2 separate regions of the Homo sapiens genome follow, and region 1 is linked to region 2. Evidence: read pairs that join two places in POLR2A ChIA-PET (ENCODE). Cell type or tissue: OCI-LY7. All regions are shown on one strand. Links, peaks and the distances in the headings refer to the core of each region. The heading gives the core; the rest is flanking DNA. Region 1 holds the start of LARGE1-AS2 (LARGE1 antisense RNA 2). Region 2 overlaps LINC01640 (long intergenic non-protein coding RNA 1640).

What was found. Peaks named below come from ENCODE experiments on the same cell type or tissue, not always from the same donor. Only the 100,000 strongest peaks of a DNase experiment are listed, where the experiment ranks them.
Region 1: POLR2A ChIA-PET joins it to region 2 with 6 read pairs; 2 of 35 experiments call an interaction of 5 or more read pairs at or near these places.

What each region holds. Positions count from the first base shown.
Region 1 is chr22:33,160,979-33,165,373 of GRCh38, forward strand. It overlaps LARGE1-AS2 (LARGE1 antisense RNA 2), which reads left to right and starts at 3,308. Exons shown (of 2, transcript XR_007068069.1): 1 at 3,308-3,392. It also overlaps a transcript of LARGE1 not described here. In OCI-LY7, for the core only: no CTCF peak of the experiment used is centred there; no DNase peak of the experiment used is centred there.
Region 2 is chr22:33,110,365-33,114,759 of GRCh38, forward strand. It overlaps LINC01640 (long intergenic non-protein coding RNA 1640), which reads left to right. Exons shown (of 4, transcript NR_134617.1): 3 at 45-279. It also overlaps a transcript of LARGE1 not described here. Among named protein-coding and RNA genes, the nearest start is that of LINC01640, 4.0 kb to the left of the region's middle. RefSeq lists an enhancer at 1-1,074. In OCI-LY7, for the core only: no CTCF peak of the experiment used is centred there; DNase peaks (open chromatin) are centred at 1,307 and 2,457; H3K4me3 peaks cover 1,086 bases; H3K27ac peaks cover 3,474 bases.

The DNA of each region.
Region 1 (4,395 bases), core at 114-4,113, 51 kb after region 2:
TCTCATGCTGCTATAAAGAACTGCCTGAGACTGAGTAATTTATAAAGAGGTTCAACTGACTCACAGTTTAGCATGGCTGGGGAGGTCTGAGGAAACTTACAATCATGGAAGGGACCTCTTCACAGGGTGGCAGGAGAGAGAAATGCCGAGCAAGTGGGGAAAAGCCCGTTATAAAACCATCAGATCTTGTGAGAACTCACTCACTACCATGAGAACAGCATGGGGGTAACTGCCTCCATGATTCAATTACCTCCCACCAGGTCCCTCCCACGACCCATGGGGATGATGGGAACTAGAATTCAAGATGAGATTTGGGTGGGGATACAGAGCCAAGCCATATCATTCTGCCCCCGGCCCCTCCCAAATCTCATGTCTTCACATTTCAAAACACAATCATGCCTTCCCAACAGTCCCCCAAAGTCTTAGCTCATTCCAGCATTAACCCAATAAAAGTCCAAGTCCAAAGTCTCATCTGAGACAAGGCAAGTTCCTTCCACCGATGAACTTGTAAAATCAAAAGCAAGTTAGTTACTTCCTAGATACAATAGGGGTACAAGAATTGGGTAAATACATCTGCTCCAAATAGGAGAAACTGGCCAAAACAAAAGGGTTACAGGCCCCATTGCAAGTCCAAAATCCAATAGGGCAGTCATGAGACCTTAAAGTTCCAAAATGATCTTCTTTGATTCCATGTCTTACATTGTGGTCATGCTGATGCAAGAGGTGGGCTTTCACAGCCTTGGGCAGCTCTGCCCCTATGGCTTTGCATAATACAGCCCCCCTCCCAGCTGCTTTCATGGGCTGGCATTGAGTGTCTGTGACTTGGTCTAAATTGTTGGTGGACCAACCATTCTGGGGTCTAGAGGATGAGGATCTCTAGGGGAGGGACAAAATGCTTCCAGTCTGTTTGCTAAAGCATTTCAAGAACCACCTTTATTCCAGTTCCCAAGAAGTTCCTCATCCCCATCTGAGACCACTTCTGCCTGGAATTCATTGTCCATATCACTATCAGCCTTTTGGTCAAAACCATTCAACAAGTCTCTAGGAAGTTCCAAATTTTCCCACATTTTTCTGTCTTCTGAGCCCTCCAAACTGTTCCAACCTCTGCCTGTTACCCAGTTCCAAAGTTGCTTCCACATTTTCAGGTATCTTTACAGTAGCACCCCACTCTCATTATAATGAGATAATACCAATTTACTGTATTAGTCCATTCTCACACTGCTATAAAGAACTGCCCGAGACTGCATGATTTATAAAGAAAAGAGGTTTAATTGACTCACAGTTCAGCATGGCAGGCAAGGCCTCAGGAAATTTACAATTATGGTGGAAGGCACCTCTTCACAGGGCAGCAGGAGAGAAAAGTGCTGAACAAAGGAGGAAAAGCCCCTTATCACACCATCAGATCTCATGAGAACTCAGTCACTATCACAGAACAGCACGGGGGTAACTGCCCCAGTGATTCAATTACCTCCCACCAGGTCCCTCCCCTGACACGTGGGGATGATGGGAACTACAATTCAAGATGAGATCTGGGTGAGAACATAGCCAAACTATATCATCTTCCCTATGACTTTTCTTTCTCTTTACTTAAAGTATCAGAAAAATCATAAATCAGGATCAACTTTGCTGGCAAGGAAGTTACTGATGGCTTGCTTATCTACAGAAGAAAGAATGGCTGCCTGGAGGTTGGGGTGAAAATAGAGGATGTCTGTAAATTGGCACATGAAGCCTTTTCGGGGTGATGGAAATATTCTAAAATTGAATTGTGGCAGTGGTTGCACAGCTCTAACAATTGACTGAAAGTTACTGAATTATACACTTATGACAAAATGTTATGGCACACTAAGTACCTCTTAAAACTTTCATAATAAGGAGATTGTCACCAATTAAAAGGTTAACACTTGGACGTGTATGCTTACAAAGTTCTTTCATTAGTGTTGGAGGTGGATTACAGTCCTCTGGGAAAATTTCCTTTAGTGTTTGCTCATGCCGGTACCCACAAATAGAGGTGTCTTCTCAGATTCTCTTCTCATGTCTATGTTGTAATTGCACTGCTTAATCAATGTGAGTAAAGGGGTGTCTGTCATTCCATGAAAATCCAGCATTTGCATATATTCTCAAATATTATGAGTTTCTTTTAAGTCCAACACTGTACTAGATGCATCATATAAATTATCACAGATCCTTAACACAGTCGTCTTGGGCAGCCCTCATTGTCCCCATGTCGCAGGTTGGAAAAGTGTGCTCAGAAGAACTAAGTAAATTGTTCAAGCTCTGATTCTTTTCGCTATTTACCAATTTGTCACTTGGGCCTTGAATATATTTTCTATAACTCTGTATTACATTTTAAAATGAAGTGTGGTATGCTTTTACTGATGTAGGAAAAAAACCAGTTTCCAACATTTCCAATGACCATCTTTGTGTTTCAATACTCCAGAATGAAGTGAAGGTCTTTGGCTCCAAAATAATTGAAAGCTACTCCACTGTTTGGCATGAACTTGTTCATTACAGGTACATTCACTTAACAGGCTCTCTTTCCACCCTTGTAGAAATACAAAAATAAGACTTAATACAGACGATGGCATGGGCTTAGTAACTACCCCTTTACCCTTAAACAGCTCATTGCCCCTTTACAGGGAAGGGCTAAGTACAGTGTACGGTTTTATCACATTCCAGTGTAAGAAATGCATCGTGAAAAGCAGATGGAGAGGTGATGCTGGAGAGAGAGTGCATAGCTCTCATGGAAAAAGTCTTGTAGGATTTCTTAAACTGGTGATCTCTAGCTATTCTGTAAGAATAAAAAGAAATTTACGATGCAGATATGAGGGAAACATTTAGCAAGTGGTGAATAGTAAATGAAACTCCCAATTGGCTTGTTTTTGAGGAAATTCCATGCTTAATTGTGTGGGCTATCAGTGCCAAATCATAACAAAGATAGCACCACTTAATATATTTACTTAAAGAGTCAAAGGCTTGAGTGTCCTTGAGAAAACCTCTACGTCAGCAGAAGTTCAAGTTTCAGCAAACAATATTAACATCAAATACCAGGTAGCTATAGGTCGCCTTTCTCCCTGTTTGTGCCCCATTAAGAAGGGAGGTAGGAGGAGAGCATGGATATGACCAAACTCAAACTTATTTCTTGGGATTGTGAGTTTGCTGCCCCCTAACAGTGCTGGGAACATAATCCCTCACGAGGAGCAGAAACATCTTGCAGTTTATGTCCGTTTTTATCCATTGATCTCCTGCTGTCGATGTCTGACTTTTCGCTTTGTCTGTTTTATCAGTGGGAGCTGATGTCAACTCTTCAGAAATGTCAAGGTTCTGCAATTCTCATAGATTCCCAGGAGCTCGAAGTTCCCAAGTACGTCTTCCAGGGATGAGCGGCACTCCAGGTGAGAAAATAAAACATTCAGATGTTATTGGTTATTTCTTTTCTTGTTTTTCTTCTATTGAAATATCCATAAACCAGTGAAAATATACAGGTGTTTCTGACAAGCAGTAATAATCAACGTAAGATTTTGTTTTTTTTTTTTATTTTTATGTATATTTTTATTTTTGAGACAGAGTCTCGCTCTGTCACCCAGGCTGGAGTGCAGTGGCGCGATCTCAGCTCACTGCAACCTCTGCCTCCCAGGTTCAAGTGATTCTTCTGCCTCAGCCTCCCAAGTAGCTGGGATTACAGGCACACAACACCACACCTGGCTAATTTTCGTATTTTTAAATAGAGACAGGGTTTCACATGTTGGTCAGGCTTGTCTCAAACTCCTGACCTCAGATGATCCACCTGCCATGGCCTCCCAAAGTGCTGGTATTACAGGTGTGAGCCACTGCGCTCGGCCAAGACAAGAATTAAAAAAAAAAAATTACCACGAACTCTCATCCCAAGCACAGGTAAGCACATAGGTCCTTAAAACATATGCTGAGGAACAGAAAACCAAATACCGCACATTCTCATTTACAAGTGGGAGCTAAACACTGGGTACTCATGGACAAAAAGATGGCAACTATAGACAACGGGGACTACTAGAGGCAGGAGGAAGGGAGGGTGGAAAAACTAACTATGGATACTATGCTCACTACCTGAGTGACGGGACCAATCGTATCCCAAACCTCAGCATCGTGCAATAAACCCATGTAACAAATCTGCATGTGTACCACTGAATCTAAAATAAAAGTTTAAATTATAAAAAGAATAGATGCTTTGATTTTACCCCAGAAGAACTTCGGGGATAGATCCTGAAGAAGCCACAATTTGATGTTTATATGATTAAGGAAAAACCTTGATGATAGTTGAGATAGCATTAAAATTGGTGTGCTCTTTAAAGTGGCATAGTTGCTCTGTGCTCACCCATTGTTAACACTGGAGCACTGGTGAGTTTGCTGCAAGTCCAGGGA
Region 2 (4,395 bases), core at 178-4,177:
TGAATAAAAAAGGTGCAAGGGGAAATTTTCTGGGGCTTCTGCAGATATTGTCCTCTCTCTCTGGAGAAAGCATCAGCAGGAGCCAGTTTGATCCTCTGACATTGCTGTGTGTGGATATGAGTTCTGGGGATACTGCAGCCACCTCACAAGAAGCTTGTGCGTGACACTGGTGCAGCGGTGGGAATGGCCAGGAGCATCACAGAGACCACTGGATAAAGCCAATCCTGAAGCTTCCTGCTATGTGGGCCAACAGATGTCCTTATTGTTCCAACGGTCTGAGTAAGAATTTCTGCACAGTTCGCACAGCGCGGAATTTGGTTCCAAGTCCAAGTCCAAACTGGGGCTACTCCCCAATCCGTGCCTTCCTACCATGCACGGCTGCAGACTTGGTTCTTCTAGTTGTTTACCATCTGGCAGGAGGTTTTTGGCATTCTGTTGTAGTGGCAGATTTGGTCATCAGTCACAATGCCAAGCTGATGGTGGTTTGAGTCATTGCTTTTCTGTTGGCCTATTTCTTTCATAATAAATATGTATCGCTTAGATAATAAAAACAACAAAGGGGAAAATTCCATGTGAGGCAGAGGTAAACAAAAAAGCTCTGCTTTTAGGAGGCTTATATAAAGATCAAGCTGTATGATGTGTGTTGAGCATGCTTTAAAGAATGCCAAACTGGGTGGGGCCCAAGACAGATAAAAGACACTAAGCCTTTTATCATACCACTAGGCACCAGTGACTTTTGAGACCTGGCAATTAATTAGGAGGAGCTGGTTGTAGTTATTATCAAACCTCCCTAATTTCCCCAAGTGAATGGGTGAGGGCTGGGTTGAGGAGAGATGGGGGAGAGGTGGTAAGAATCCTCTGAAGCCCATTTCTGGAACCTTGGTTTCTCAGGATCGCCGCTTCCTTGGTGGATTTCCTTTCTGCTCTCCTCCAAGTGTCCCTTGTGAGACTCTGACTCCGTAGGACTGGCCCCAGCTAACCCTTTGTTGCTAAGGATGTATCATCTTGCTGGGCTTTACCAAGGGCGTTAATAAAACAGCTTCTATGATTATAGCCACACAAAGGTAGGCAAGGAAAAGACCCTAATTTGGAAAGCAGAAACCCACTCTGCAGCTGGAGCCCAACTCCTGACCTTCCCACCCCCAAAGGCATAGGATAAGATTCCTTTCCCCTAGCTGATTGGATTAATTTCAGCCTCACTGACAATTCCCCCCGTCCAGACTCATTTATCTACTGTTGTTTTTAACCTCAAAAAACGTCATGGCAACAAAGATCAGAGGAAAGATCACAGTGTCGAGTCAGAGAGACATATGCATTTGCATCCCACCTCTGCCTCTTGCTAGAACTCTGATTTTGAGAAGGTTGCTTGAGGTCAGCTCCCTCATCTGTAGGGGGTTGTGATGAAATAAATGATGTAATAGAAACCTTATAAATGCATGAAATTACTGAGGAATTTATGTGCTTCTGGAGGAATTATGGGGCGGGGAAGCAAGAGAGATGCCTTTATTTTCTCCCAGGAATGACAGTGGAAAGCAAGGAAGAGTGTTACAACTGAGGGAACAGACAGTGGAAGGCCTGGGGACAAATAAAGTCCAATATAGCTGGAACGTAGAATATGGGAAATAAATGAAGGCTTGAGATCTGAGGGTTCAAAGCCATATAAGGACTTAGCACATTATCCCAAGAGAAGGGAGGAGCCATTGAAGGGTTTTAAGCAAGGGAATAGCTTGACATGTGTTTTTAAAACTTTACTGTGCCTGTGTAGAGAATAGTTTGCAGGGGGTCAAGGCTGGAGCTGGCAGCCCAGTTAGGAGGCTGATGAACTAGTCCAGAGGATGGGTGGTGGCCTGAGCCAGAAAGACAAAAGTGGGATCGAGAAAAGTGGATGGCTGTGCCACTTGCTATGGCTTCAAGGAAGTTACTTAACCTCACTTAAGTTACTTAACCTTCACTGAGTTAAGTCTCACATTTTTCCCCATTGTTTATGGAGGACAGTAATAGTATGTGCATCCTAGAGTTTTTAGGGGATTAAACGAGAGAATGCATATACAGCGCATAGCACAGCATCTGCCACATCGTATGCGCTGGCAAGATGGAAGCGACTATTACCATTGTTAGTAGTGGAAGTCATGTTGGCAAATATCACAGGGCGCATTCGGGGCATGCTGCTTAAATGAATGAAATAAGTGAATAGACAGTGAGTGCCAGAAAAGGCCCTTTTCAAGACTGAAATCTTGTTTAAAAGGTATAAATAGTCCTGGTGAGGAAGGACAGAGAGAGGTAGGAAGGGTTGTTGTGTAAAGAGGTCAATGTGCTCTCTTGGTGAGCTCTTCTGAGAGTTAGGACACAAAGAGAATGTGTCCAAATGGTGAACAGGTGGGGCAAGCAGGCTGGAGTCCTTTTGAAGAGGGTCAGGAAACAAAAGCCTGCAAGCAGCACAGATGTGTGAAAAAGCTATTTTTAGTCTGGTACAAAAAGCCCACAGGAGAAGTACCACCCCTAACCGTAGTCCTCTTTGTCTCTGTCTTCTCTGCCAGGAAAATCAATCATCATGTCAGGAGGGCAGGTGTTAAAATTGGTCAGAGGAAATAAAAATCCAAGAGAAATGAAGATACAGTGAGAGAATGTCATGCTCTATTAAATGCATTCAAGTCTCGTTGCTCAGAGAAATGACATGTTAGGGTTCAACTCAAAATATAAATGTTTTGTTGTTTTTGTAGGTTTTAAAGGAATATATGCTCATTTTAAGACTCAAACTATCAATAGAAACTATTTTAAGCACCAACTATATGGCAGGAAGTAAGTCTAGAGCCTTATGTATATTTACGTCACTTAATTATCTTTTTTTTTTTTTTTTTTTGAGATGGAGTTTCACTCTTGTTGCCCAGGCTGGAGTGCAATGGCATGATCTCAGCTCACCACAACCTCTGCCTCCCAGGTTCAAGCAATTCTTCTGCCTCAGCCTCCTGAGTAGCTGGGATTACAGGCATGTGCCACCACGCCTGGCTAATTTTGTATTTTTAGTAGAGACGGGGTTTCTCCATGTTGGTCAGGCTGGTCTCGAACTCCCGACCTCAGGTGATCCACCCGCCTTGACCTCCCAAAGTGTTGGGATTACAGGCGTGAGCCACTGCACCCAGCCGTCATTTAATTATCACCCAAACTTGTGTGCATATTATCACTTACCCATTCTACAACTAATGAGCCCAAGACCAAGAGAGCTTAAGTGACTTGCCCAGAGTTGCACAGCTTGTTCTATGACCTGCTCATTTGGACAAGTTACTTAATCTCCCTATGCCTCAGTTGGTTCAACTGTTACAGAGGATAAGGACCCAACTGGTTGGGCTGACTTGAGTTTCAAATTCTCTCTCCCAGTAGACTGAAGTGTGCTTAGACATTAGAACCACACTCTCGTTCAAAATCTTCTTTTACAACTTACTAACTTTATGTCTTTGGGCAAGCCATATAGCCGTGTGCCTCAGCTCCTCTTCTGAAAACTAGGGATTTTCTTTTTTTTTTTTTTTGAGACGGAGTCTCGCTCTATCGCCCAGGCTGGAGTGCAGTGTTGCGATCTTGGCTCACTGCAAGCTCCGCCTCCCGGGTTCACGCCATTCTCCTGCCTCAGCCTCCCAAGTAGCTGGGATTACAGACACACAGCACCACGCCCAGCTAATTTTTCTATTTTTTTTTTTTAGTAGAGATGAGGTTTCACTATGTTGGTCAGGCTGGTCTCAAACTCCTGACCTCGTGATCCGCCTGCCTCAGCCTCCCAAAGTGCTGGGATTACAGGCGTGAGCCACCGCGCCCGGCCGAAAACTGGAGATCTTAATAGTGACAATGGGCTGTTGCAAGGATTAAATTAGCTAATAGAGGCTAAATGCTTATAATAGTACCTGCTCTCTCATAGCTAATAGCTGATATTAATATAATTGGTAGCAGTAGTATTTCTATCCTGTCTTGTTAGGACAACATAACTTATCCCAGCAAGGTTCATTAGAAGAAAAAGAACGGACTTCCCAGGGCAGGCAGATCTGTTCTGAGAATTCAAGGAGCTCACACCTGTGAAACACTCAGAATAGTGCCTGGAAAATAGTCATGCTTATGCCCATGTTTAGTTATTATTATCTATAAATTCCACAACACAGCTCTTAACTTCTATTTGCTACTTCTTCACACTGCATTATGCCTAAAAAAACTCATCATCCAGAGACAGATATTGTTGATAGTTTCTTGTGTATCTTCCCTTACTTTTGAAGCAACTGCATAAATGTGTTTCTATGCCAGGTTCACATTTAACTGAGTTAAACATAGTGGGTGTGAACTCTGGCATTGGCAGATAGTGGCTCTGTGGCCTTAGGGAGGTAATTTCACTTGCCTGAATCATAGTTTCCTTAT